Linked DNA regions of Homo sapiens: region 2 is linked to region 1. A link is a contact called in ENCODE Hi-C or POLR2A ChIA-PET data. All regions are on one chromosome and are shown on one strand. Each heading gives the region's core, a stretch centred on a gene start or an enhancer-like site at or near the end of the contact. The rest is flanking DNA. Distances are from core to core; before and after follow the strand shown. Region 1 overlaps PDZD2 (PDZ domain containing 2). Region 2 overlaps MTMR12 (myotubularin related protein 12).

Region 1 (5,247 bases), core at 616-3,115:
CGTCAGAGTTGACTGCAAAGGCACACTTAGTTAATTGGGAGGCAGAGGAAGGACCACGGATGGATTAAACTGCCTGCTTCCTCTGTTCACTGTTCACTAGGGCTGAAGCCAAGCTAGCATTGTCTCCTTTGGACATAAAGGCCAGTCCATTGTCGTGGTTTAAAGAAGGCCACTCCACAGGGTCTGAAGGACATTTACTAACACTGGGGGGAGCATGATTTTTCAACAGGAAAATGGGTCTATTGCAGTGGCTCGAGTCTGGCTGCATACTGGAGTCACCTGGGAACGTGAAACGGTGTCTGGCCCCCACTGCGGCATTTCTGATTTAATTAAGCTGGGAATTTCCTGGGCATCAGGAATTTAAAAGCGTCCCAGCATCTCTACTGTGCAGCTTACTGCACCGGGCCCCCAGCTGGACGCTGTCAGTGTATGGTAAGGAATATAACTGCATAGGACCGGGTAGACCTGGGTTAGGGAGACTGAAGAACAGGAAACTGAGCGAGGTTAAGCCCTCCAGGCGCTCAGCGTTTGATTGATTGCTCTGCAGGGTCTGCTTCAAGACCAGAGGCCCTGAAGTTGCTGCAGGAATACTGAGTGATTGATTATAAATGACAGAAGGACCATCCAGATCTGAGTTCACGAGGCTTAAAAACTGGCAGCTGTGAGGATGAAGTGGTTTCCTTTGACAGTTTACAAGGATCCCACTGAAAGTCCACCAAGTGGTCGAGACAGTTTTGGGGCAAAGGCAAGCATGACAAGATCTGATGACCAAGGTGTTTCCCTGTATTGAGGAGGGCCTCAGCCCTCTGGAAGAGGGAAAGTGAAATGACACAGAAGGAAGACTGGGGACCATGGAGGCATCTGGACAAGAAGTGTTTCTCATTTGTTAAATGGAATCGGAGCCATTTTCAGCAAGGACTACAAACAGCTCAGGCCACAAGGAAGCCAAGTTGTAGAAAGGAATCCAGCTACCCTTATCAGGGAGAGATGTGGAGAAGGAACAAAAGGCCCCTCCCAGAAGGCACTGCCTAACCCATACCCTCTGCTTTGCCCTCTCGAATAAAAAAAGACGTCACCCCTGAATGCCAAGATGCACGGCACTCCAGACATCTGCAGTACTTAACAGGGCATTAAACAGCTCGCACTGCAGAAACAGACGCTGCACGTGGTTCTGAGGCTCTGAATATGGACGGAACGTAGAAAATCTGTTTCTAAACCTCTTCCAGTGAGTTCTTCTTGGTTGACTAAGGCTGCAATTTCTGTTTTCAGACACAAAATACTCTTGCCCCCTCATTTCCTTCTTTTCTTCTAAACCAGGAAAGAATACAACCTTGCTGTTTCCCAAGGATAAATCTTAGTTCTGGAATTTCTCCTTCAACACTGCTCGCCCCGTCACGTAGTTTCCTGTTTTCCTTACCAGTCCTAACAAGAGGCTGTGAATGTAAGAGATTCCTTCTTAGGACACTTAGGGAAACTGTTCTGCAGTCATTTTAAATCTTCCACAGTACAGCTTGAACTACTGGGGGGATTTTTCTAATTTTCTAATTTTTTTCTAATTTATTTGTAACACTGCTTTTGTAAGCAGCATCCAAACACACTAGACTTCGCTACATTTAATTTTTCAGATCTAGAAGTTAGTTAGCTGTTATTTTCCTTCATGTTCAACCAGAATCTCCTCTTTCTGCAGTAGCTCACAGCCTGCTGGTTGTTGAAATGATCATCTTACCAATGCCAGGCTCCAGGGGGATGGTCTTTCTGGACAGCAAACCCTTCCCATTGGCTGTGGGAGGCTCCTGCCGGGCAGAGGGCCTGGGCTGATCCATCCCTTTCTTGATGACCACGAGGGCATCTTTGTGCAGCTGTGCCTGGTGCAGAACCTTCAGGACATTCCCGTGGGCTAAGCCAGCCAGTGAGGCGCCGTTGACTGACAGAAGGAAATCCCCTCGGTTCATAGTCCCTTCCTGAGAAGCCGCCCCCTGAGAAAACACCCTGTGGACCTGGGATGAGGAAAGGAAAAGGGAACAAAAACCAGATCCACTTACGATTTCCGGTAAAAGGGAGATAGTAACTAACTGCGTATCTGTAGTAAAGGAACCTTCCTTTTTTATTTTTATTTTTTGAGAGGGAGTCTCGCTGTGTCACCCAGGCTGGAGTACAGTGGTGCAATCTCAGCCTCCCGGGTTCAAGCGATTCTCCTGCCTCAGCCTCCTGAGTAGCTGGGATTATAGGCACACACCACTATGCCAAGTTAATTTTTGTATTGTTAGGAGAGACGGACAGGGTTTCACCATGTTGGCCATGCTGGTCTCAAACTCCTGACCTCAGGTGATCCACCCGCCTCGACCTCCCAAAGTGCTGGGATTACAGGCGTGAGCCACCGTGCCGGGTCTTGTAGTAAAGGAACTTTCTAAGGTAGACACTTGCTTTATAAAAAAAAACATACATTCAGTGCGGGGGATGGAACACAAATGTCAATGCCAGTGTCTCCACACATTTTTTTTTAACTCCTTTTTAGTGTCTGACATGGGCCTGGCATCCAGGAGGCAATGGGAATACGAAGATGAATGAGGCCTGGGCTCGTGCAGTGAAGGTGACCCTCTGGATGGTCCTGAAGGCTTTTGAATGATGTAAAATTTTGAGTGACTTTTTGAGACGGGAGTAATTGTATAAACACAAGTTTGGCCAGTTGATTCTAATGTTTTCTACTGCTTAAAATATGGAGGTAAATTATAAGGCTATAGCGAATTGTGTTTATAGGGATTGGAAATGGCCTATACATGTCAGCTCTGTGTTAAAAATGCTTGTCTTTTGTCAACGAAAACCTTACGTACTACTTCTCCCACTTCTCCCTTTTTATGTTGGTAGCTGGGAATGAAATCCAGCAATCTCTGAACCCGCTGATTGGAATTTGTGCCCTGATCACATTCTGAGGCTGCTTGAGGGGGGATTTTCCTGAGAGCCTAATGACTCTGTCACTTACCGTGATTGATTTTGGCTCCACATCTGTCCCTCCTGCCACACTGAATCCCAGACCTGAGCCTTCTTTTCTATTCAAGACTATGAAGCAAACATCTTCTTCATTCTAGTGAAAACAAACAAAAATTATCCTTTGAGCTACAGCTGCAAAAAATTAAGAAAGAAAAACATATCCCCTTGGGCCAGGAGTAAGGAAGCTCTGATGTCAGTCCTCTTGGAGGGGCTTTTCACCACAGGCCCTAAAGGTTCTTTGGCTCTCAGCCAGGCATGGTGGCTCACGCCTGTAATCCCAACACTCTGGGAAGCCAAGGGGGCGGATCTCTTGAGCCCAAGAGTTCGAGTCCAGCCTGGGCAATGTGGCAAAACCCTGTCTCTACAAAAATCAGCCAGGTGTGGTGTTGCACACTTGTAGTCCCAGCTACTCAAGAGGCTGAGGTGGGAGGATTACCTAAGCCCGGAAGGTCACGGCTGCAGTGAGCCATGATCACGCCACTGCACTTCAGCCTGGTTGACAGAGTGAGACCTTGTCTCAAAAAAAAAAAAAAAAAAAAAAAATCATAGTACATAATTTGATCATGATGGGAATCCTTTATTCTGTAATTCTTTAAGTCTACAATTTAGCAAAGCCAGTCCTAGCAACAGCAGAAAGATAAGCGTCAGTGGCAAGAGGCAGGATAAGAGCATATCAAGGCCATGTTTTCTACATCTCCCTCCCCATCATTGGATTTCAGGTACAATTAATTAACTGATGCCAAAAAAATAGCATGGCTAGGCGCAGTGGCTCACGCCTGTAATCCCAGTGCTTTGGGAGGCCAAGGCGGGCGGATCACCTGAGGTCAGGAGTTCGAGACCAGCCTAGTCAACATGGCGAAACCCCGTCTCTACTGAAAAATACAAAAATTAGCCGGGCGTGGTGGCGGACACCTGTAATTCCAGCTACTTGGGAGGCTGAGGCAGGAGAATCGCTTGAACCCAGCGGGCAGAGGTTGCAGTGAGTGGAGATCATGCCAGTTGCACTCCAGCCTGGGTGATGGAGTGAGGCTCTGTCTCAAAAAACCCCCAAAGTTCACTCAAACCAAAACCTAGACTGTCCCGCAGAACTTTTGGGGGAGTTGGGAGGTTGACTTCATGGGCACCTTCAACCATATGTATGCTCACACACGGATTGATGGGGAGAAAGAGGTTGACTAAGCTTTCCAAACAAAAATGGGAATACGGGACCCAGTAAATGGTCTTTGTCCAGCTTCTAGGAGGTAATGTGGTGCTGAAAATAGGAACACTTCTCAGATATTTCAATGTCTTATGGGAGCAAAGAGACAATATTTGAAAATGAGGCCTCCTACGCCGGGTGCGGTGGCTCACGCCTGTAATCCCAGCACTTTGGGAGGCGGAGGCAGGTGGTTCACATGGTCAGGAGATGGAGCCCATCCTGGCTAACACGGTGAAACCCCGTCTCTACTAAAAAAAAAAAAAAAAAAAAGCCGGGCATGGTGGCGGGCACCAGTAGTCCCAGCTACTCGGGAGGCTGAGGCAGGAGAATGGCGTGAACCCAGGAGGTGGAGCTTGCAGTGAGCCGAGATCACGCCACTGCACTCCAGCCTGGGCAACAGAGCGAGACTCCATCTCAAGAAAAGAAAAAAAAAAAGGAGAAGGAAAAAAAAAAAGAAAATGAGGCCCTCCTGCATTCCAGGACAAGTTAAATCACAAAAATTTCAATGTATTCACATTTTTTTCCAGTGGTGTTTAAGGACACAGATATGCTAGAAGCTGACTATTGCGCCAAATTTTGCCTCTGAGAGCCTCAGCACAGTCTCAGGGCGGCCAGATCAACCATCAAGAGCTCTCCAAGGTTTGGGTGTGTTGAAGTCAGGAGGCCAGGGTTTGTTTTCAGCCTCGAAGCCTCGAATCTCTCACAGCACTGCCAAGGACACAGAAAATAGTTTTGTGCAGTTCTATTTTTAGTACCTGCAAACCATACTCATTGGAAAAAGCAAGGCAGGAAGCTTCTAGACTGAGGATGGCAGAGTAAGGATAGCCCTGCTCAACGCTCCTCTCTGAAGACAGTGAGAAAATAAAGGGAAAAGAACGCCGTGTTCTGATATGTAGGAATGATCTTCAAACCAAACCACAACCCTGCCTCGTGGTGAGCGTGAGTAGTAGGGGGTGAGGAAGGCCCTAGAATAAGCCACCCTCGGGCAGCACTGTGGCATGCTGGCCATACTTTGTTTGAGGTTCCTGAAGATGTACATCTTGCTTGTGGTTGGCTGGACA
Region 2 (5,269 bases), core at 1,692-4,191, 130 kb before region 1:
TCCCCCGGCATTTGAATTCACAGAGACTTACCTGACTGTTTTGTCAGATAGCCTGTATATACCTATTTTTAGCACCTTCTTCTTCAATTCACCTCATCAAAAAGATACTAACATGGTAAGAGTCCCTCTTAGGAACCTGTGTATTAAAGAGGCTTCTTCTCACAAGTAGGATGCAGTAATACTGATGCTACAAATAAAATGGTGCTCACTTGGCAGCACATACACTAAACAAAGTTGGAATAATACAGAGAAGATTAGCATGGCCCCTGCGAGAGGATGACATGCAAACTCATGAGACGTTCCATATTTTAAAAAAGATATTGAACACTAACTACATACCAAGCATTGGTCTAAGAGCTTCTTAGGTATTAATACTTACTCCTTACAGCACCCTATGGCATATGCATTTTTATTATCCTGGAGGAAGCTGAGGCAAAAAAAGGATAAGTAACTCACTCGTGGTCACATGGTAAATATTGGAACTGGAAGCAAGTGTTGAAGCTGGGGAATTAAGCAAAATTCAAAGCTGTCCATTTGAAAGACAGTTAGACCAGATGTCCTCCGATTTTGCCTGATGCCTGGAACTCCTCTGTGAAGAGAATGGGGACCAGCAGATCAGGGAAGCTAGCCTTTTCCTTCCATCTTAACCCTTTTGGCCCTTCCTGGACTGTGCCCCCAATTAGATAATCTCAGTGCTTCTGAGCAGCCTCCTGAGGGCTACAGGCTTTGCTTGAGCTGGGAGGATTACCAAATCCCCCAGTGAAGTAGGAGCAACAGCCCTGCTTTCAGAGCTCAGCCTTGTGACTCACCAGCTTTGTGACCTTGGGCAGTTCAGTTTTCTGAGCCTTGGTTTCCTCAAATGTAAAATTGGAAAAACAACAGTTGCCTCGCGAGGCTGTGGAAGCACCCAGCACAGCGGCTGGCGTGTAGACTGCTGGAAAGGAAGTGTCCTTGTTCTTGCCCTCCTCCCACACCAAAAGCTTGTAGTGAATAACCACAGGTAGCCTCAGCCTTAAATGCCCATGATTATTCATTCTCAGGGCAGAGCAGGAGCATGCTTCCTGGTGCCTGTGTCCAGAAGTATGTGTTTGCCTTCCTCAGCCCTCCCTGGAAAACAGCATGACCTGTGCTTGTTTTGGCAGGGTAGAGAAGGCCAGGATACACAAAGCAAGCCTTTGAATCTGCTCACCGTGTGGGATTGGTCGGTGCAGTTTGAACCCAAAGCCCAGACATTGCTCAAAAACCCTCTTTATGTGGAAAAGCCAAAACTGGACAAAGGCCAACGGAAAGGAATGCGCTTCAAAGTAAGATGTCCACATGTCTAAACCCCCTTCAGCTGCCCAGACCCCGTGCATGTAATGATAAAAGGTACTTACGGATTCTGTCTGCCAGCATTTTCTACCCCTCGAAGCAGTCTGCAGAGTTGAGACTTGTGATGGTCAAATTGTCAAGGGCCATTAGAATCCTTTGCTTTCAGCAAATCACCTTTGCCCTGGTACAACAGGGCCATTTGCCAGATGTCACTGTGGATGCTGCCACCCTGGTCATACTCCATGGAATCGTGCCTCTTGTCCTGCCTGTGTGTGTGTGTGTGTGTGTGTGTTTGTGTGTGTGTGTGTGTTAGTAGAGTAAAAGGAACATTGATTGTGTGGGTTTTACTTGGCCGATACCAGTTCATTTATTATAATAAATAGTAAGACTTTTCTTAATGAGCTGTGCCTGTAAACCACAGGTTGCAAAACTCTGTCAAGGGCTGCAAAGTCTCTGTCACAACTACCCCTCTACTGTTGTAGTACAAAAGAAGCCTTAGTCTGCTCTGCCCTTGGAGTAGCCATTCTTTATTCCTTTACTTGAAAAAAAAAAAAGGAGCCTTAGTAGGTGAACAAGTAGGCATAGCTGTGTTCCAGTGTTTACGAGAACAGGCGCCAGGCCAGATTTGGCCGGAGGGGTGGCCAGTTTGCTGACCTATGCTATGAGCCACAAATGTCAGAAAGTCATTTTAGTTGATAATCCCAAAGTTCCCTAACTGATGAATTATTTAACTGACATTTCCTAGCTCTGTCTCCAGGCCCAGAATTTCTCCCCCACAGAGTCCACAAAGGAGAGAGCAGTGATGGTAAGTCTAAGTCGATGTGTGTCACTGCCTTCTCCATGCCATCCTTATCCTGCCTGATCTGGAGGGCTTCAGAAAGCCTGGCCCTTTCTGGTGTCAGAGTTGGTTCCATTCTAAAGAGGACTGGGGACCTGGGTGAGCCACGGCCAGCAGAGACGATGTTGGCTGCTGAACGACTCAGAATGGCCACTTTGCCCTTTTAGGGGCCGCAGGCCCAGGGTGGAGTTTCCCCTTTCTGGCTGAGCCTCTTCTGCCAGTTTAACCAGAATTGCCCTGAGCCCCAGAACAGCTTGGCCAGAAATTGGTTTTTCTTCAGTGTGTTGTGCCCCCTGGTGGCTGCATGCACATTCTCATGAGAGCTGGATTGGCACCAGAGAAACTGCCCTGTGCCAGAGTGGCAGGGGACCTCAGAGACAGCGAGGACAACGTCTGTTGTGTTACGGGAGGAACCTAAGGCTCCCCCTTCCAATAATGGATTTCATTTCTCTCCTCAGACCTAGCTTTTCTAATCATCTCTTTTCCTTGGGAGATAGGGACAGACAGCCTAAGCTCCAGGAGTTGGCAGGTGGGAAAGGACTGAGCTGAAGGGGTGGAGAATTTCAGGTTGCACTAGCTAAATCACAGTTGGGACGGGGGCGACAAGAAACCTTGAAGCCTTTGGGTAAGAAGACCAGATATCAGGTGGAGCAATGTGTTGAGCGGCCTGGTGGCCTGGGGGAAGTTCTGCAGAGACTCTGAGGAAGCAGGGGCTGAGCAGCATGTGGTGCTGCCGTGCAAATGCCACACGGTGGGGGGGACCCATTCCAGTGTGCAGCCTCGGTGTCAGCCGCAGGCCCGGGCCAGGCTTTGGCCTGCAGAGCTGCTGGCATGTCAGCTGGTCTTGAGTGCTCCCTTTGCTTAGGAGATAGAGAGAAGGGGGCTTCCAGGACCAAGGAGAGCTCAGTAGAGAGCCCAGGCTCTGGAGCCAGACTATTTGAACCACCTTTGGCACTGAGCAGCAGTGCCTTCGGCAGATTGCTTACCTCTGTGCCTTAGTTTCCTTGCTTGTAAAGTGGGGCAATAATAGTGACTTTGAGAATGAGGTGCTCAGTGAATGTGAGTACTGAGCACAGAACCGAGCAGGCAGGAAGCACTGGGTGGTGGTTCAGTGTAGTCCCTGCCCTGCCTGACACATCTTCACGATGGAGAAAAAGAGAGGCCACTGAATCCTGGCCTTCATCTTTCCTGACCCTGGATGGAAAGTCAAATCCTGGTCACCTCCGAGCTGTGGTCTTGTGGATGGTTTTGTTTTCTTTTTAATATTTTTATTGTTATTCCATATTTCATAATAAGGAAATAATTTTCTTTACAATAAAGAATATCTTTTTACAAGGAAGAACCATTGATGGAAATATGTTAGAGAGTTTTAGAGTGAACCTGAAAATTAAGTTGTTATCTCTTCTTACTTCAAATGAACAGTAGCAAAAGAGCTGGACAAACAGCTTCTCCCCACATGTTTTTACTTCTGCTTTGGGCACTGGGGAACCCTCATGACCTTCCGACCACATCCATCTTTTACAACCCTTTTTTTTTTTTTTTTTTTGCGAGCCAGAGTTTTGCTGTCATTGCCCAGGCTGGAGTGCAACGGCGTGATCTCGGCTCACTGCAGCCTCTGCCTCCTGGGTTCAAGCAATTCTCCTCCCTCAGCCTCGGGTGCCCACCACCACACCCTGCTAATTTTTTCTATTTTTAGTGGAGATGGGGTTTTGCCATTTTGGCCAGGTTGAGGTTGGTCTTGAACTCCTGGCCTCAGGTGATCTGCCCGCCTCGGTCTCCCAAAGTGCTAGGATTACAGGCATGAGCTACTGCGCCCAGCCTCAAAACCCTTTCTCAGTGCACCCCCAAATATAATACTCTGCTCTGGCCACAGAGAGAATGACCAAGGGGGGAAATATGAAAATGTGAAAATGCTCTCCCATTTTCTACTCCATGCAGGTTGCCAGACAAGTCTGGTCAGCTTAGCTGGCTCATCACATTTCTTTGCTCTCACCTGCCTGTTTTCTGTATCTAAAAGAATCTTTATGACTTCGGCTTAAACTCCCACTGGATGCCTGATAAGCTGCTATTTCACCCATGTGATAGTATCTTCTGGTAGTTAGCAGTGCCTCCTTGCAGTTGTTCAGAAGATTGTAGTGGTTAACAGCCTTAAAGTTCTCAAAGAAGAAACATCTTTTTCCCTTTAGAACATGAATGGGCCTGACCCACAAGTTCCCCTAAATCATTAAACTATCTTAAGTTAAACAGCTTTTTCAGAAGTGCTTTGTGTCCTGTGGTGCCCCTGTGACAGAGGAGGAGGGCACCAAAAGCTCCTTTCTCTGTGTCCCAGCATGCCTTTCTGCACAGCTGCCACGTGCACCTGCTTCCCCATTTGTTTCTGGTACAGTGTGCACCATGGCAATACACAGGAATACCCCACCTCTGGATGTCACAGCGTGTTAATGAGTGTGCATTCACATGGCAACACTGATGTCTCTTGGAACTTGTTAAAGCAGGGTTATGCTCTTTTTGTTATGGTAACAGCTGTTAACTGTGCCTGTTATGTTAACCAGTGATTTTTATTTGTGTTTTCTCTCAAAGCATCAACGACAACTTTCTTTGCCACTTACACAATCTAAGTCATCTCCCAAAAGAGGATTTTTCAGGGAAGAAACAGATCATTTAATTAAAAACCTTCTGGGCAAGAGAATTAGCAAACTTATTAATTCTTCTGATGAGCTCCAAGACAACTTTCGAGAGTTCTATGACAGCTGGCATAGCAAGTCCACTGACTACCATGGTTTGTTGTTACCGCATATCGAGGGGCCCGAAATCAAAGTCTGGGCCCAGCGCTACCTACGTTGGATTCCAGAAGCCCAAATCCTAGGTGGTGGCCAAGTGGCCACTCTGAGCAAACTCTTGGAAATGATGGAGGAAGTCCAGAGTTTACAAGAGAAGATCGACGAGAGACACCACAGCCAGCAGGCCCCCCAGGCTGAGGCCCCCTGCCTGCTGAGGAACTCTGCCCGCCTCTCGTCTTTGTTTCCTTTCGCTCTGCTCCAGCGACATTCCTCTAAGCCCGTCTTACCCACCAGTGGCTGGAAAGCTTTGGGAGATGAAGACGATTTGGCCAAACGAGAA

The links. Hi-C counts contacts between places; a loop is a spot of excess contacts on that map. ChIA-PET counts read pairs that join two places held with the same protein, here RNA polymerase II (POLR2A). Pooled maps may share reads with other maps.
Region 2: a map of endothelial cell of umbilical vein shows a loop between it and region 1 (8-fold over the local background). The contact joins two enhancer-like sites. A Hi-C loop is called at or near these places in 3 of 168 maps with a recorded cell type or tissue (PC-9, endothelial cell of umbilical vein and sigmoid colon) and 6 of 50 pooled maps. POLR2A ChIA-PET finds 5 or more read pairs at or near these places in 2 of 52 experiments (both activated CD4-positive, alpha-beta T cell).

Annotation. Positions count from the first base shown.
Region 1 is chr5:32,095,114-32,100,360 of GRCh38, reverse strand. PDZD2 (PDZ domain containing 2) reads right to left here. Exons shown (of 25, transcript NM_178140.4): 22 at 2,981-3,082; 23 at 1,727-1,997. LOC105374711 (a long non-coding RNA gene) reads left to right here. Exons shown (of 4, transcript XR_007058716.1): 3 at 1-2,050; 4 at 2,516-5,247. Among named protein-coding and RNA genes, the nearest start is that of GOLPH3, 77 kb to the left of the region's middle. RefSeq lists an enhancer at 1,458-2,657. Within about 2 kb of position 1,865, at least 7 of the 41 ENCODE cell types and tissues checked have a DNase peak (open chromatin) inside an H3K27ac peak, as active enhancers do.
Region 2 is chr5:32,229,808-32,235,076 of GRCh38, reverse strand. MTMR12 (myotubularin related protein 12) reads left to right here. Exons shown (of 16, transcript NM_001040446.3): 14 at 1-115; 15 at 1,143-1,304; 16 at 4,730-5,269. It also overlaps the pseudogene RNU6-1079P. Among named protein-coding and RNA genes, the nearest start is that of GOLPH3, 58 kb to the right of the region's middle. RefSeq lists enhancers at 1,028-1,499, 2,353-2,897, 2,898-3,443. Within about 2 kb of position 2,941, at least 22 of the 41 ENCODE cell types and tissues checked have a DNase peak (open chromatin) inside an H3K27ac peak, as active enhancers do.